Regions from separate parts of the Homo sapiens genome. Here region 2 is linked to region 1. A link is an interaction called in ENCODE POLR2A ChIA-PET data of the cell type or tissue named here. Cell type or tissue: GM12878. All regions are shown on one strand. Each heading gives the region's core, and the rest is flanking DNA. Links, peaks and the distances in the headings are about the cores only. Region 1 overlaps SLC38A9 (solute carrier family 38 member 9). Region 2 overlaps ANKRD55 (ankyrin repeat domain 55).

Region 1 (2,918 bases), core at 281-2,780:
ACAATAGCAAAGATTCACATTGTCTTTTAGTTTAGTAAATACCTCATTCATTGTCATATTCACTTAGTTCATTAAATGGACAAAAATATATTAAATCATTTTTTCCATGTGTTAAAACATTCAAGTACATTATTGAAAAGTGGCAATGAAACTCTGTCTCCACCTCTCAAAGAACTGGGATGACAGGCATGAGCCACAGTGCCCAGCCCTGTTTCTGAAGTTTTTACAGAGAAGGAAGGTGACTGGGGATAAACTGGGATTAAGCCTAGATCGCTCCCAGTGCTGTCTGGCTTTTGAATCCTATGTCTCTTAACTGAATAAGATTCTGAAGTCATAAAGATTCAGGGGCTCTCAAGCACAGAGAAGCACTTTCTCCATTCATTATACTCCTTTTCTAAGAGAAATTAACACAGTGATCTGACACCTACTGCAGAATTTTCCAATTAACCGAACTCCTACTACCAGCAATTTATGTGAACAAAAACTTTTGAGACTATTTCCATCAATGTAACTATGTTCAAAAGGCTATTACTAATAGCTGTAAATTAAGGTTTGTAGTGATGAAATAACATCTGAGATTGACAATATTTCAGTGGAAAAGAAAAAAAAAGATAGGTGAAGCAAATACAGCCAAGTTTTATAATTATTAATCTAGGGGATAGGCATTGTGAGGTTCACCGTATTACTCCATGTTACTTTTGTGTGGGCTTGAGATTTTCATAATGAGACTTTTTATTAAAACAAACGAGCTTTAGGAAATACAGTTCATCATTAATATAGGTCTATGGCTTTATGAATAGGACAGAAAGCTTTGCTGAAAGAAATTAAGGCTGATCTTGAATCTGGGCTCCTTACTAGGTTTGCAAAAACCATTTTTCTTTTTCAAAGGAAGGAAATAACACAAATCCATACACTATCTGAGAGGTGAACATACAATAGATTTTTAAACTTTAGCTTAAAATTAGAGAAATCTAATTTTTTCAGAAAAAAAAAATCACCATGTTGTATCCTGACCTGGACACAGAGGCTGTATTACTTGGAAAACGTGAATGTGGATACTAGTTTAGCTTTTAGTTCAGAAGAAATAAGGGAAGAGCGTCGATTCCAAGGATCCAGATTCCTTAATCTTTTTCTCAGATTTAAGGAGTTTTTCTCACAGGGTTTTAACTCTGTACTGTCAGAGGCATGTGAACCAGAGCAACTCCTGTCTTGAATAGCAGCTGGGTAAAATGAGGCTGAGACCTGCCAGGCTGCATTCTCAGATGGTTAAGGCATTCTAGGTCACAGGATAAGACAGGAGGTCGGCACAAGATTCAGGTCATAAAGATCTTGCTGATAAAACAGGTTGCAGTAAAGAAGCCGACTAAAACCCACCAAAACCAAGATGGCAATGAGAGTGACCTCTGGTCTTCTCACTGCTACACCCCCACCAGCGCCATGACAGTTTACAAATGCCATGGCAATGTCAGGACGTTAGCCTATATGGTCTGAAAGGGGCAGGCATGAATAATCCACCCCTTGATTAGCATATCACCAAGAAATAACCATAAAAATGGGCAGCCAGCAGCCCTCGGGGCTGCTTTGTCTATGGAGTAGCCATTCTTTTATTCCTTTACTTTCCTAATAAACTTGCTTTCACTTTACTCTGTGGACCTGCCTGGAATTCTTTCTTGCGCAAGATCCAAGAACCTTCTCTCACGGTCTGGATCAGGACCCCTTTCCTGTAACAGTACTGCCAGTTACAGAAGTAAGCAGATGGAGGTCTCTTTCTGAAGGTCATACCTCAAACAAAATCAATCCTTTTTTGTGGTGCAGAAACCAGTCCACCCCCAGAGGACACAAAATATGCTGGGCTGAGGCCTCTTCCTCCCTGGCCCCTTCTCTGTTCGCCGTCTCCCCTATGGGCCTCTCAGGCTCCTCTCTGCCATGCTTTCCCCACTGGGTCCATCATGACAGCCTACGCTGGGATCTCAGGGATCCAAAAAGCAAAAGCACCCCCTGGGTCTATGGGGACAATCATTCTTGTTCTTATGCAAAGTCTGGCTTGGGGAACTGTAATTTCGATCTAAGTCACTGGTACTGGATTAGAAATAAAAGAGGAGTTAGACAGCAACAAACTCTCCTACTTTATTTATTTTGTATACATTTCATGATCCTGGGGATTACATTGACATTACTTTTGTCTCTACTTTTTCTTCAAATAGAGATTAAGACTCAGTTAAAAATGTACTTTATTAACACTGATGCCATGAAAACTTCTTTTTAAAAATGAGGTATTTGGCTTACTGTCCCAAACAGTAGAGGTTTGGGCAAACTGCAGAAATGGTCTAGTAAGTAAGAAAATGAAAGTGAATACACTGAAACATAAAACAGAAGCAGGATTTGACAATATGCTGCTCTGACACCCTGAGAATCTTTACTGCAGGCAAAATAAATCCACCACCTTTTATCTCTAAAAGCAAAACCCAGCATGATTTCTTCCTAGGGCATACATTTCTATTCAGAAAAGACCACAGAATAAAGAGGTGAGTTAATATGAGAAAGGTAAAGACACTAAGATCATTCTTTTTGCCCCTTTCCCCACCCCAATAAAAAAATACTCATTAAGGGGCCACTATTTCCCTTGCTTTCAAATTATCTTAGAAAATATTTAGAATTACACAACAGCAGCATTTACAAGTGAATTTATATAGAACTGTTGTCAAGGCTCAAAATATCATGAGAGCTCTTGAAAAAAACAGTTGAGGTATTTCACATAAAAAACTGAACAATCAGGTTAGCCACGCCCAAAATGATGATGAAAACGTGGAAGATTAATTTAGGCCATGTCAGACGCTCTTCTTGGTGGAGGGAAATTATATAGATGAGAGATGGGTATATGAATACAAAGGCCAGTCCACATGCTGCTCCTGAATATC
Region 2 (2,918 bases), core at 170-2,669, 550 kb after region 1:
GAGTACCTGGAATTACAGGCATGCGCCACCACGCCCGACTAATTTTGTATTTTTAGTAGAGACAGGGTTTCTCCATGTTGGTCAGGCTGGTCTCAAACTCCCAACCTCAGGTGATCCTCTAGCCTCTTGGCCTCCCAAAGTAGCGGGATTACAGGCGTGAGCCACCGTGCCTGGCCTCAACTCTACATATTTTATTTGAGTTTGACACATCTGTGGTAAGGTTTTTTTGTATACTGAGTTCAGAGTTGTGGCTGAGACTTAACTTCTAAGTGTCCCGTTTGCGACATTTTTCTTTAATTCTTGAATTTGAACATTGCCAGGAGGGAGGGATAAGCTTCACAGTGCAGTCCCCAGGACAACTGCTTCCCGTGAGCCCCAGCAGAACAATGGAGGGTCCTGCCTTGGGGAGCCACAGGGAGATGGGGGCAGAGTTAAAAAGGTGGCACCACATGGTGTCCTGCTGGCAGACTCTTCTCATGCAGCCCTTAGAATATATTCCTAGAAAGAGTTGTCTGCAAAGGTGTCAACTTTCCAGGCTCCAAGGGTGTCCATCATTATTCACCGTGATTTAGAGGAGTACTTCTTCCCAGTCCCTTGCATAGCTCTCTAGTCAAAGAAATGTAAAATTTTGAATTTTTGAACTTTGAAAGGGGGACAGTTTGCTTTCACTACATTCTATTTGCTAGTGGCAGTCAACTTTAGAAACCCCTTCTATGCCCTTCCTCTACCCCCTTATCCCAGTTTTCTCTTTTCTTCAGCTCAGACACTGGAAAAGTCCATAGCAAGAGCAGTTCTTAAGGCATGTGCTAGAAGGGAGGGGGCTAGGAGGACAGCCATATGTCTGTCTGAGATATGGGACTTCGGCTAATATGCACAGACCAGTGGCTTTTAAACTTGATGGGCAAGTTTTTAAAAATCGCCTGGGAGGCTGAGGCGGGCAGATCATGAGGTCAAGAGATCGAGACCATCCTGGCCAACATGGTGAAACCCTGTCTCTACTAAAAATACAAAAATTAGCTGGGTGTGGTGGTGCATGCCTGTAGTCCCAGCTACCTGGGAGGCTATGGCAGGAGAATCGCTTGAACCTGGGAGGCAGAGTCTGCAGTGAGCTGAGATCGCACCACTGCACTCCAGCCTGGTGACAGAGTGAGACTCTGTCTCAAAAAAAAAAAAAAAAAAAAAAATTGCCAAGGAGGTTTGTTCAACATGCAGACTCCCCCAACACCAACTACCCCAGTCCTGCTCCCAGAGTATCTGACTCAGAAGGTCTAGGGTATACCCCTGGTACCTGCATTTGACACTAATGTGAATAAGTTCTGATAACCCTCTACCATCAGACCAGCCTGGCATTTGCATTTGAAACAAGCACCCCAAGGGATATTGACACAAAAGATCTGTGGACCACAGTTTGAAAATTTCTTCCCAGATTTGCATGTGAGTTCTAGAGAGAGAGCACAAATAGAAAATGAAAAAGTAGGCTCTAAAGGAAATCTCTGTGAGACTTGGGCAATGCTTCATTGCAATCTATGATAGGTCATGGCAGAAAGGGGTGGTGTTTGGGAAAGGGAAGTGATTTAATTCAGCAGGACACCCTCAATGGGGCTGGTCCAGAGTGAATTCACCACCATCAGTGGGCAGCAATAGCAAATGCAAGCCATAGCAAATGCAAGAAGCTGCACTGGTAGCAATGGTGGTCATAGTGAAGATTTCTGGGTACCTCTCTGGAGAGGAAGAAAAAGGATGACCTCCATGTGGTGGTTAGGACTTGTTTGACATGGACTCAAGGCACCCCTAGGACCTCCCAAAAGGATTGCAGGAAGAGTTTGAGAGGAGAGGGTCTTGAGGATTTTCAGTAAGGCTTAACCAGGCTTGCTCTAATGTTGGGAAATGCTGAACTGAAATCTCTACCGGTGAGGACTAGTATTATGACACAGTTGTTAAATTGAGCCCTGATTGTGGGCTGAGTCATCTGCTTGGCGTTGTCCCTTTAAGAGCCTGCTTTGTCTCCCCTGTTCTTTATCTTCCAGTCCCTCCCACCACCTTCCCCAGTTCTCGTTGTTCTCCACATTCCTTAGCCTCAAGCTTCTACTCAACCAATCCTACCCCACAGATGTTAATTGGATCTTCACAGTATTCCCACCCTGTTGGGGTTATTTAGGGAGATTGTTTTTAGAAGCACCAAGTGTGTCCAGAAATATCCCAAGAGAAATTCTGATGCCATTAAGATAGAAAAGAATGTTTCCCTAATGGCCATATCACCTCTATCTTAGAGGATTGTTAGGAAGATCCAAAATGGCCCAAATTCATGAAACCAACTCTAAGTGGGGATATAAACGTTGAAGATGATTGGAGTAAAGCTTCAAGTTCCAGCTCCTTTAGCCAGCTGCATAGATCCAAGAATGCTCCTTTGCAACTGGGACCCCATAATGACACCCTTCGCCTACCCTGCTCCTTCCACCCTGTGACAGGCACAAGTCAGTACCAGGTAGGTGGCCAGGCATAAACTTGTGCGGCCATAAGCATCCTGCATGTTAATATTGGCTCCCATCTTCAACAGCAGCTTCACTGTGTCCGCTTGACGTCCAGAAACCGCATGCATCAAGGGCGTGCATCCTGGAATGAGACATTTCAACAGCCTTTAAACATGTGTGACCCATGAAACTGATGAGCAGGCTTTATTGGCCTGTTCATTTATTTTGCTATTTGCAATACAAACCCAGCTGTTTGTATGGGACTGAAGGGAGATGAAGCTGATTGTTGCTACATCTCTATAAACTATGTATTTTTTTTACTGGCTCTTTTCAATCTTCTGCAATTTTGCAATAATTGGCTGAGTAAAACATTTTGGGTAGATGATAAAAATTGCTTATGACTGTGTCAGGGATCAGCATAATTTAAGACATAACAGGCAGATTTAT

Evidence for each region. Peaks named below come from ENCODE experiments on the same cell type or tissue, not always from the same donor. Only the 100,000 strongest peaks of a DNase experiment are listed, where the experiment ranks them.
Region 2: POLR2A ChIA-PET joins it to region 1 with 5 read pairs; 1 of 35 experiments calls an interaction of 5 or more read pairs at or near these places.

What each region holds. Positions count from the first base shown.
Region 1 is chr5:55,623,743-55,626,660 of GRCh38, forward strand. SLC38A9 (solute carrier family 38 member 9) reads right to left here. Exons shown (of 16, transcript NM_173514.4): 16 at 2,106-2,917. The coding sequence ends at 2,752. Among named protein-coding and RNA genes, the nearest start is that of SLC38A9, 87 kb to the right of the region's middle. RefSeq lists an enhancer at 1,600-2,414. In GM12878, for the core only: no CTCF peak of the experiment used is centred there; no DNase peak of the experiment used is centred there; H3K27ac peaks cover 792 bases.
Region 2 is chr5:56,173,670-56,176,587 of GRCh38, forward strand. ANKRD55 (ankyrin repeat domain 55) reads right to left here. Exons shown (of 12, transcript NM_024669.3): 4 at 2,483-2,613. Among named protein-coding and RNA genes, the nearest start is that of ANKRD55, 58 kb to the right of the region's middle. In GM12878, for the core only: no CTCF peak of the experiment used is centred there; a DNase peak (open chromatin) is centred at 1,450.